Linked DNA regions of Homo sapiens: region 1 is linked to region 2. A link is a contact called in ENCODE Hi-C or POLR2A ChIA-PET data. All regions are on one chromosome and are shown on one strand. Each heading gives the region's core, a stretch centred on a gene start or an enhancer-like site at or near the end of the contact. The rest is flanking DNA. Distances are from core to core; before and after follow the strand shown. Region 1 has its middle 130 kb from the start of LINC02493. Region 2 holds the start of SNORA75B (small nucleolar RNA, H/ACA box 75B).

What was found. A loop is a pair of places that touch in the nucleus more often than their neighbours do. ChIA-PET counts read pairs that join two places held with the same protein, here RNA polymerase II (POLR2A). Pooled maps may share reads with other maps.
Region 1: a loop to region 2 is called in a pooled map, with 2.4 times the contacts of the local background. The contact joins two enhancer-like sites. A Hi-C loop is called at or near these places in 1 of 50 pooled maps. POLR2A ChIA-PET finds 5 or more read pairs at or near these places in 2 of 52 experiments (RWPE1 and naive thymus-derived CD4-positive, alpha-beta T cell).

What each region holds. Positions count from the first base shown.
Region 1 is chr4:17,057,491-17,063,766 of GRCh38, forward strand. It overlaps the pseudogene MTND5P4. Among named protein-coding and RNA genes, the nearest start is that of LINC02493, 130 kb to the right of the region's middle. Within about 2 kb of position 2,029, at least 6 of the 41 ENCODE cell types and tissues checked have a DNase peak (open chromatin) inside an H3K27ac peak, as active enhancers do.
Region 2 is chr4:17,320,808-17,326,696 of GRCh38, forward strand. SNORA75B (small nucleolar RNA, H/ACA box 75B) reads right to left here and starts at 75; the gene lies at 1-75. Within about 2 kb of position 3,369, at least 2 of the 41 ENCODE cell types and tissues checked have a DNase peak (open chromatin) inside an H3K27ac peak, as active enhancers do.

The DNA of each region.
Region 1 (6,276 bases), core at 779-3,278, 260 kb before region 2:
GCATTCACAAGTAACTTAGCATAGAAGTTCCTTTAGACCAGAGCAGTGGTTCTGAACCAGGAGACAAGCATTTGGTGATGCTTGGAGACACGTTTGGTTGCCACAACTGGAGAGAGCTACTGGCATCTAGTGAGTCGAGGCCAAGGATACTGCCAAACACTCTACAATGCACAAGATAACTCCCCTATCCTCTACAGCAAAGATTTATCCAGCCCCCAATGTCAATAGTGCCACGGTTGAGAAACCTTAGGCTAAAGACAAGAAGAACTGGGTTCTGGTCTTAGCGCTGCCTAGAATAAACTCTGTGATAGTTACCTACTTTATGTGGGCTTCAGTTTCCTTATGTGTAAAATGAAGACTGCAGCTTAGATCTGCCTGCCATAGAATGGAAAAAAAAAAAAAAAAAAAGCAAGTTGTAGCAAACTTTGCATAAAGCTAAATGTGTTCACTCTAAAATAATATCCTTTATACCGATGTTATAGTCTGCTTTGTTGAAGCACGATGTTAAATGCCTTTTCTTCTAAAAATGATTGTGATAGTTTACTTGAAAAACACGTAAAAATATTCTCAGCAAAATAATCATTGTGAATCCCAACTCAGTCACATACAATTTAAAAAATTACATTTGTCAATGAAATCCAAGTTTTGAGGAACTATCAGCCTACATGATCTCAAAGATCTCCTTCGGCGTCAGCAAACTGTGATTCTGTAAGAAATAACTGAGGGAAATGGCTGGTGAGTTCCTGCTCTGTGAAGTGTTATGCTTTTCTGAAAAATATCCTGCATTAACCAGGTTCCTTCAGTGAACTGGGAGCCAGTCTATCCATTCCACTATTGGAATTAGAGGGCTGTATAACTGAGGGAAGAGTTGGAAAGTGGAGGCCAGAGAAGCCACCGCTGAAGTCGTCAGCCTGAAGCACTGAAGCAGGTCGTTCTCAAGCAGTTGTCAGGAGGCCTCTGTGAATTTCACCTCTGTGCACATCCCTGCTACAACTGCCTCCAGAGAATCACAGCTTCTCCTGCTCTTCAACCTTCCAAATCTTGTGCAAGTATGTCTCCCTGGCCGGCAAATCTGGGGAAGGAGATTTGGGAATATGTAGTCCCCACTTCTCCTCTGTAACATGGTAGAGACCTTAGAAGGGACAGGGTGGAGGGGGTGAACAGGCTGCCAGATTGACCAAAATCCAACCCACTTAGTAAACAGGGCCAAGATGTCATCCAGTGCCTCCACCCACACCCTTCTGCCCCATCGCTACACAGATGCCTGGAGTAAAGCCAGCCAAGACACAGACAGCTTGCCCTTGAATGCGTGCTGCTCTGTTGCAGAGGAGAGGAGTCTGAAGAAAGGGACTACAATCAGTTAAATAAAGGAACATTGCTTACAAAAAGGTCTGATTGTTGAACTAATTCCCGAACTGATTTGTAAAGATCGTTGGGATGCTTTTTGGAGCTTTCAATTCCCCACTAACGTTTTGTAAGCCAACAAGTCTCTGAGACTCAGATCCTGTGACCATCACATTAAGCTATAAAACATTGTTCTGCTGATGCAGTAATTGCCTGACATGGCTACCTGGTTCGAACTCATGCTTAGTATGCAAATCTGCTCCAAGAATGCATTTGACAATCACTTTTCTGTCCACAGAAACTGCCCCTTGACAGAAAATATATTCCAAAAACAACTTTCAATTTTTTGCCTTTAAAACGAAAGCTTGCAAGTCCAGTGGTAGCTGAGAGCAACAACATATGCTTATAATTAGGATTACCATCAGGGAATTCAACCTTACTGAGGGAAGGGGAAGAGGTCCGCCAAGGGGGAGCACAAAAGCTCTCCAAAAAATAGCAGATGAAACAGCCCAGTCGGTTTGGCTATTCCTGGGTAATGGGAGAAACTTGATTGTGAAAAACAGTGCTGGTTTTACTCCAGATTCTAAAGAAATGTTGCGTGGGCAGAACAAGAAATGCTGACAAACAAAATCAAGCTTTGGGGAATCTGCCTTCCAGGGCAGCCTGAAGGAGCCTCACTAAGGGCAGGCAGCCCTATCCCTAGCAGCTGCCCCAGGGTTGGGCCTGGAAACCAGGCAGGCCACTTGCTTTAGCCCCATGTGACCCATGCACTGCTTTGCTCCCCAGCACGGGAGGGTGTGGGAACTCTCGCTTCTCTCCTGCTCTGATTCCCTATTGGATTTCTGGATTCCAAGCACGAGTTTGCAATCAAAGAAGCAAGTCTTTGAATCTCAGCCTCTGATAGTGCATGAGTTGGACAGTTCATATAACATCTCTGACCTTCAGCCTTTCAAAGGGGAAGGAGAATGCCTGCTTCGCAGAACCATTAGGGATTTAAATAACATGATGGAAAGGAATGCCTGGTGTCCACCGGCCACTCGGAAAGCAGGCACTGCTGTTGTTGTTCCTTCATTTGGTTGGCTCCTAAACGTCTTGGGATTGGTTACTGTTTGTGGCTCCACGGCTCTTTATTAATTAATTTGTTCCACAATTATCTGTTCCATGCCTACTATGTACCAGGCATGCTGGAGCAGCAGTGGCATACAGGACAAATGTCATCTTTGTTGGCTGCCTGGTAAAGGAAACGGGAACTAATAAGGTATTACAATAAATGAGATGGGGGAGGCACGGGATGCTAGAGAAGCATCTAAGAGGGAAATTTTACCCAGATTTGGGGACCAGGGGACGTGGAGGAGGCAGCTTCTCAGTTACACTTGAATGGTGAGTCTGATAAAGCCAGATACAGGATGGTGTGAAGGAGTAGAGAGAGGGAAGGAGACCTGTAACTTCAGACCACAGTGAGTGCCAAGGCGCGTAGTGAATGACTCCATTTTGTGCCTGTTACTGAAACAAGTTCCATATAGGTGAAAGGGGCGAAAGAGGCCTAAAGGAAGACAGCAAGCAGCCTGTGAGTCACACAGCCAGCCAATGGGCAACCGGGCTTAGATGTTCCTATGCTATCCCAAGTCTGTGTGCCAGTTAAGCCCTTTGCTCTTCTGGGAACCTCCTTCTACCTTCCCCTTCATTTCCTGGTATTCTTGCCATGAATCTGGCAGAAGCTCACTGTGTGGCTTTGGGCAAGTTGTTTCATTTTCTGAGCCTATACTTTTTAGCCAATCAACTGTCACTCTTGTATTAGTTTGTTTTCATTCTGCTATAAAGAACTGTCCAAGACTGGGTAATTTAAAAAGAAAAGAGGTTTGATTCACTCACTGTTCCACATGGCTGGAGATGCCTCAGGAAGCTTACAGTCATGGTGGAAGGTGAAGGGGAAGCGAAGTCCTTCTTCACATGGTAGCAGGAAAGAGAGAGCTAGCAAGAGAAGGGAAAACTGCCTTATAAAACCATCAGATCTCATGAGAACTCATTCACAATCACGAGAATAGCATGGGGGAAACTGCCCCCATGACCCAATCACCTCCCACTGGGTTCCTCCCTCGACATGTGGGGATTATGGGGGTTACAATTCAAGAAGAGATTTGGGGGGGACACAGCCAAACCATATCAGCTCTATTTGTGAAAGTATCCTGAAAATTTTAAAGAAAGTAACTGCACGACAATTGGGCCCAGGGTCAGTAATGTATTAAAGAGACAGAGAAGGCTGAAAGCAAAATGTCCTGTCAGTGAGCAGATGGACCATGGACTCTGCTATCCACTATATGTGTCCCAAGTTCCAAAAGGATATTTCAATCATTGCCACAGACCCCTGTCAGTGTCCAGAGTCACTCAATTCCCATATGCAATAAGAAGCATCAGGGTCTAATGTCTTTGCATCGATACCAACTAGAATTGAAATTCCTTTTATGGAGAGCCAAGGTCAAGTCGTTCAACCTCTGTGAAGCTTTTTTGTATGGAAGAGACAATCAATGTACCTCATAATCTTGTTAACAAGACTAAATTAAATGCAATAAACTATGTGAAGTGCCCAACACACACTAGACACTAAATACATTCTTATACCCTTGTTCTCATTGAGCCAAAAAAACTCACTCAATACTCCACTTACCCTGATGTGATTATTACATATTGCATGTCTTTATCAAAAAATCTCATGTCCCCCATAATTATATACACCTACTATGTCTTCCCCAAAATAAAAACCAAAGAAACTCACTCAAAGACAGAATGCCATATGTGGTGTCAACTTTAAATTCACTTTCTCCATTATTTCCTCTAATTACTCTTTTCTCCCCCTATCCCAAATCACCATAACTTCCAGTGTAGATGTTCTGCTTAGCCTTTTGTTTTAGAACAGAGTTTGCTCAGTTTCACTTGAGAAATGAAAGGCTTATGAAAAGGGAGCTTGGGGAGATAAAAAAGCAAGAGTCGCAACTGTTTAGCCCGGCACCATGAAAAGACAGTGAGCTTCGTGGACACAGGAACAGCTGGAGTCTTCCTACTCATCCGCTTTCACCCCTTGGCAGAAAACAACCCAACAATCCAAATCTTCACACTATGCCTAGGCGCCACCACTACCCTGTTTGCAGCAGTCTGTGCTCTTACACAAAACGACATCAAAAAAATTGTAGCCTTCTCCACTTCGAGCCAACTAGGACTTATAGTAGTCACAATTGGCATCAACCAGCCATATCTAGCATTTCTACCCATCTGTACCCACGCTTTCTTTAAAGCCATATTATTTATATGCTCCGGATCCATCATTCATAACCTCAAAACAGGCCTTTCAGAATCCAAAGATGTTTTGGCTCCACCATGTCTCGCCATCAGAGGAGTTCATGGATCACCCCCTGGATCTCCATTATTGTGACTTGGTTTACCTCTTGGTGTCTTCCCTCTGTGTGTCTTTTGTTGTCTTTCATCTTGCCAGCAGTTGGCCAACTCTCTCCAAATTAAGTTCTAATTCCCTCAGAGAGAAGATGTAATTGGCCTCATTAGCCATGGTTTTCCCAGTCAGATGCAGTTTTCAAGCCAAACCATCTCAAAGGCAACTCTCAGCCCAGAAACTGGCTACTCTTAGGAGCTTTGCCTACACTAAATTACCGGGGTCAGAAGGTGGGGGTCCCATGGTCCTAGGCTAACCAACTCATCACGGTTTGCCTGGGACTTTCCCAGTTTTAGCACGGAAAGCCCTGCATCCCAGGAAAGCCTTAAGTGACAGTTTTAAAACTAAAAGTATCTCACCCTATAAAGAAATCAACTTAAGATGGATTAAAGACTTAAATCTAAGACCTGAAACCATAAAGATTCTAGAAGATAGCATCAGAAAAACCCTTCTATACATCGGCCTAAGCAAAAACTTCATGACCAAAAACCCAAAAGCAAATGCAACGAAAACAAAGATAAATAGATGGGACTTAAATTAAACAAAAAAGCTTCTGCACAGCAAAAGAAATAAGCAGCAGAGTTAACAGACAATCCACAGAGTGGGAAAAAATCTTCATAATCTATACATCCGACAAAGGACTAATATCCAGAATCTACAAGCAACTACAACAAATCAGCAAGAAAAAATCAAACAATCTCATCAAAAAGTGAGCAAAGGATATGAGTAGACAATTCTCAGAAGATATACAAATGGCCAACAGGCTTATGGAAAAATGCCCAATATCACTAAGTATCAGGGAAATACAAATCAAAACCACAGTGTGATATCATCTCACTCCTGCAAGAATGGCCATAATTAAAAAATCAAGAAATAATAGATGTTGGTGTGGATGCAGTGAAAAGGGAACACTTTTATACTGTTGGTGGGAATGTAAAATAGTACAACCACTATGGAAAACAGTGTAGAGATTCCTTAAAGAACTAAAAGTAGAACTACCATTTGATCTAGCAGTCCCACTACTGGGTATCTACTCAGAGGAAAGTAAGTCATTATCAAAAAAAAAAAAAAAAAAAAAAAAAGAACTTACACATGCATGTTTATAGCAGCACAATTTGCAATTGCAAAAATATGGAACCAGCTCAAATTCCCATCAATCAACAAGTGGATAAAGAACATGTGGCATATATATATATAACATGGAATACTATTCAGCCATAAAAAAGAATGAAATGATGGCATTCACAGCAACCTGGATAGACTTGGAGACTATTATTCTAAGTGAAGTAACTCAGGAATGGAAAATCAAATGTCCTATGTTCTCACTCATATGTAGGAGCTAAGCTATGAGGACACAAAGGCATAAGAATGACACATTGGACTTTGGGGATTTGTGAGAAAGGGTGGGGGCTGGGGAGGGATAAAAGACTACACATTAGGTAGAGTGTACACTGCTTGGGTGATGGGTGCACCAAAATCTCAGAAATTAT
Region 2 (5,889 bases), core at 2,119-4,618:
CTGTGAATTCTCTCTTCTTCTCATGCAAATCCATCAACTGCCATCAATGGACAGAAAGGAGCTCAATGAGAAGCCAAGCTCCCTGTTCTTTCTCCATTTCTATATAGTTACTGCCTCTTGCCATCTTCCCCATCACCCTCCATAAACTTGTTAACCTTGTGAAGGCAAGAACCATGGTGTCTACACAGTACCTGGCCCATAACAGAAACACAATAAATTCATTCATTCATTTACTCACCTGACACATATTTACTGAATATACATTCTGTGCCGGGCACTGAAGTAAAGCAGCAAACAAGACAGATAAATTCTCTGCCTTCATTCTTGGGGGAAGGAAAAGTTTTTTTTTATTTTATTTTATTTTTAAATCAAGTAAATGAAAACAAACAAGACGGTTACAGATTGCTAAAAGAGGTATGGAAAAAAATGAACAGTTTGATGACATGAAAGAGGAAGACCTTCTTTAAGTCTCATGTCTTTGGATTCTGGGAGAATCTGTCCCCTGCAGCCTAAAGCCATGTTCCTTCTTTCACCGGGATTCACTGAGATCCTCAGGGAGATCACAGGGCAATGAGGGGAACTGAAGAGGAAACCAGGGATTGTAATCATATGGGATAAGGCCTATGACAGATACTCACATGGGGCTGGGTGTGATGGAAGGGCCAAGTGGTATGTTGAAAATTTAGGAGCAGTGTTCCAGAAGGGCTTCTGGTGACGATGACTTCGAGCCTGGTGATTCAGAGTACTATGGTTTCTGGGACTGTAGTACTGGATTTGAATCCAGCCCCCACCTCTCACTAGCTGTGTGGCCTTGGATGAGTTACTTAATTTCTGTGTTTCAGGTTCCTCATCTGAAGGATGAGTTAAATGACAATACTCGCCCTACAGGGCAGTTGTGAGGATGAACTTTATTCATATACATAAACTACTTAGAATAGGGTGAATATATAGTGAGTGCTATACATGTTGACCTCGATTACTGTTTTCAGGATGCAAAAGAGTTAGCTCAATGAAGAAAAGAGTGGTGAAAAAGCATCCCAAGAAGAACAAATACCTGTGGAATGAAGGAAAGAATGGAAAGAATGGCAAATGACTCCAAGATGACAGCTTAGTCAACAGGCGCTGGCTTTGTCCGTGAATAATCATAGGGGAGAATCCATTGTGCTAGAGCTGCCTCGTGGGTTAAGAACAAACCCAGGAAAAATAGACGGGTTCTCTGTCCTCACAGGCATATTCAACAAGACTAAACACACAAGGAAGAGAGACTAAACACATGAGAAGGATGCAAGGCAGCAAAAAAACCGGCTCTGAACTAGGTAGCCAGACTCCAATGGTAATCTCAAAAAAAAAAAAAATGAATCATACTATTTTGTTTGTGATGTGCCAGACACTGGGCTAAACACTTTATATGTTTTTCCTGCTTAAATTCAGCCCACAAATACACATTATGTGACTGTCTCTCCATGACAAAACCCCTAGGAGATTTTAGGGAAGGGAGAGATTGACCCAAAGGACCCAAAAAGACAGCAAAGCTTGAGCTAGGCCTTAAGAGAAGGAAAGAATTTGAATAGAAGGTGAGTAAAAGAGAAACTACAGAAGCACAGCCCAAGAGAAACATAATGTGAGCCACAAATACAAGCTACATATCCAATTCTGAATTTTCTAGTGGCCACATTTTTTAAAGTTAAAAAAGGTAAAATTAACTTTTAGAATATATTTTATCCAATATTTGCAATGTATTAAAATTTCAGTATGTAATCAGTATAAAACATTATTAATGAGATGTTTTGCATTATTTTCTTTCTCTACTAAGTCTTTGATATCTGGTGTGTATTCTCTACTTACAGAACTTGTCAGTTTCAAGTAGCCAGACTTCAAGTGCTCAATAGCCCCATGTGACTACCACCTTGGACAGCACAAGTCAAGAGGTTTTGAAAAAAGAAAAGGCATTCATGGATGTCTTGCTAGGCCTCAGTCACTTTTTCTACAAACACAGCTTTATTTAATCTTCCAAACCACTCCCTTAGGGGAATATTGTTACAGGTTGAGTATCCCTTATCCAAAATGCTTGGGACCAGAAGTATTTTGGAATTCAGATATTTTTTCTAATTTTGGAATACTTGCATTATACTTATGCGTTCAGCATCTTTACTCCGAGAATCCAAAATCTGAAATGTTCCAATGGGTATTTCCTTTGAACATTGTGTCAGCATTCAATGGCAAAAGTTTGGATGTGAAATCCAAAAGTTTTGCATTTTGAAGCATTTCGGGTTTTGGATTTTTGGATGAGGGGTATTCAACCTGTATTATCCCCATTTTACAGAGGAGAACACTGAGACTCTAAGAGGTTAAGTTGACAGCTAAATAAGTGGGTTGATCTAGGATTTAAATCCAGCTCTCACCAACTTCAAGCCTGGGCATATTCCTCATGCTGGAATTGTCTTAGGAAACTGCTTCCGAGGACCGTGCACCCCAAAACAAGACAACACCCGGGCAGAGAGAACCACAGAGATCCTGGGATCCACTTCTGAGCAGCTTCCTCCCCAGGCTCCATAGCCCACACCAGCTTTGTACAGCCTCCCGTACAGGGAGCAGGGTGGACAAAAAGCACGCAAACACACGCAACTTTTCTCTTTCCAGTTAATTGAAATTGAGATGTACCCTGCTCCATCACAGCAAAATGACGAAAGGAAAGCAAGGAAGGGCACCTGTGTGGGTAAATCTTTTACTTCTGTTGCAGAGACGTACATGATGAACAGATACTTAGTTGGCTGCTTCTCAGCCAGCCAAGCAGGGCTCCCTTACACCCTTTGCGGCTCTATTTTGTTGTCAATTACTGTTTCTAAAACTATTAAGAGAGGAAGGGGGAAGAGTATAAACAGCATTAACGGTAATTTACGATCTGAAAAGGGACAGCAGGAGTTCGAAATCTGTCTACATTAAGATACTTTCCCCACGCTCCTCTGGGTCCTGGAGCTAGAGGATCAGGATCCAGGATCGTAGGAAAAGGATGTTTATACAACACTTCTGGCAGAAAAGACATTTTTTTTCCTTGCACGCCGAGGGCAAGGTTCAGCTGACTTTCCATAAAGGGTCTGGTCTGTGCCGAGCATGCTGTGGGTACCCTGTCCCTGGTGTGGGAAGATACATGAGCTTTCCAGATTTTTGTTTTATTTTATTTACTTTTTGTTTAATGAACCCTCCCTGATTTCTACAGTCATTCAAGCTTGCTGCCACCCACCCCACCCCACCTCAACCATCAGCAAAGCCCACCAGGAAAATTGCCAAGAGAGACACTCATCAGCTCTTCAGTGAGAATTTTGCCATGCTTCTGCCTTTGGTAACTCCAGATTCTTCCAGACAAAGGTTGACTCCATCACTAAGGCATGTTTTATGCCATCCAGTTTAACTTTGCAGGACCTACTTCTCAAGCCAAGGAATTGCAAGACCACATTATGTAGCAGCTTGAGTTAGAGTCTAAAAGGAGAGCCAGTTGCACCCCAGGATTACCATGATTTTTTCCTTTTTCTTTTCTTTTGAGGTGGGCATGAGATACCACGGTCTGGCTCTGAACACAATCTCTGGCAGCTGCTTATGATTCTCTCAACACTAATGATGTGATCAAGTCTTCGAGTGAATTTTGGAGCTGAAGGGAGAGACAAAAAGAAAATTTCATAAACCACCCCCAGAATCTGTTCGCTGAAGCACCACACATTTACAGTACCACCTTCGCGAACCAGTCTCTTAGATCACTAGCGACCCCACGTGGCCAATTTAAAAGAACAGTAATTTTTCTCCCCCCCCGCAGAAAAGAAACTTAACGCTTCAAGGTTTTACTCCTAAGTCTTCGTAGAATTTAAAAACTGAAAAGCTGTAAGGACCGTTAATGTCACCTGACCCAACCACCTCATTTTACAGGAAGCAGAGGTTGAGAGAGGTAAAAAGGGCCTCGAAAGGTCACACAGAATGTTAAGGTCAAGTTAGGAAGCAATACAAGAAATGATTCTAAGAGATTCTATGCTACTGGATTTTAATTTCTTAATCGAAGAAAGGAAAAGAAGGCTTTTGTTCCCCAGACCAGAAAATAAATACTGCTATTACAGAAGAATCACTGTAATAAGACTGCATGTTTTAAAGGATCCCAAGTTCCAATAGGTATGTAGGCAATACATATATTTCTTTCCTCTTCTACGCCTAAAACTTACCAGAGTACATTAAATAGAGTCACGGCAAGAATGAGGCCAGCATGGACAAGAGGGAGGAGTCGGCATTTGGCAAATGTGAATTAGATGCTCATTCCCAAAGCCTAGCCACTGAGCAAAGGAAAAGATTGGGTTTCATTTCCACCCTCATAATGGCACTGCAGAGTGGACACTATTATTCCCATTTTAGAAATGAGAACACTGAGGCTCAGGGAACTAAACTAACTTGCTCAAAATCTGACAGAGACTAAACTGCAAAGCTAGCTCTCTGCAGGACTTTACTTAATGCCTCAACTTATCCATCCATCAAATGGGATGATAAAGTCGGCCTGTTGATCAGAAAATGTTAGTGTTAGAAAGGGTCCTCAGAGGAACTCTCTTTCAAATGAAAATGGACCCGCTGTACATATAACAGTCAAAAATGATTGGTATCTATCTGCATATATATAATAAAGTCTAGCAAAGAGAACATGGGTGCTGTTGTGACCAGATTAAAGCTGAGAGTTAAACAGGGCATTTGCAGTTTTCGATCTGCTTGAGCATCCGGGCTGTATATTCTGTTTTGTTTACTCTGTAACATAGAGTTTCTGATTCACTTTCCCCAAGATAGAAGTCTATCTTGGTTTGATGGACAATGTTGCTGCTGCTGCAGCTGTTCAAATCACACTGCCCTTCCAGCCTCAGAGCCCTCCTCAATTCAAGAGAGAGATGCTTCATTCAAAGTCTGCTCTAAAACCAGTTAGTACGTGTCTACCTTCAGGTCCACGTGGTGTTAAAATATGACATTCTATATACATTTATATGTGTATGTGTTGATATTTATTACCACTACTAACACAGTTTTAAATTAGGTGCAGATGACCTTAAAATCATTTACTTAACTCAAGCACCACCATAGAATCCAAAAGTTCCAGGAGGAGGAAGGAAAATTTGAAAATCACTGATCCAGTCCAGCCTGCTATCAAGAAACCCTACTTTTGTTAAAACCAAAATGAGAACCTCCAAAATTTAGGATCAGCTCAAATCTCCACTCCTCATCACCATCACTACAACCCCATGTGTCACCTTTCCCACGAAGCATCTCATTTGGTCTCCTTTTGCCATCATAGGTTGGACCCCTTCCCCGCCCCACCCCACTACAGGACACGGTCCCCCATTCTTGGCAGCTCTATCCAAAGCATGGACCAAACCTCCCTTTGCTGTCTGCTCTGAGTACCATGGAAACAGTCTGGAATTTTCCCAATGCCATTTCTAAAATTACTGCAAGAGAATAGAAGGTAAATAAATACAGAAAGTGGGAGAAATCTAAAATCAATGATTTACAAAGCGTGAAATTCTGATCCAAATCTTACTACAGGTCATTCTCTCTCTAGAGCTAGAAAATCTTTCCCTGTTCCAGGAGGAGGTCCCCAAAATAGAAATACTCCATGTAAATTGGTACAAAGACTCTGAAAAGCAATCCAGCACCATCCTTCAAGGTCTGTAAAAAAATTCCTATGCTCGGGCCCTGTAATTTCACTTCTCCAACTCACCTGAATGAAATAATCAAACAGCGAGGGCAGTAATTCATTCACAAAGATGTTTGTCACTAACTCACCTATAATTATATAAAAAAAGAAAACCTGAAAACAAACTGTGCAACAGGGTTTATGATGTAGCCATAAAATGGAACATTACGTAGCCATTA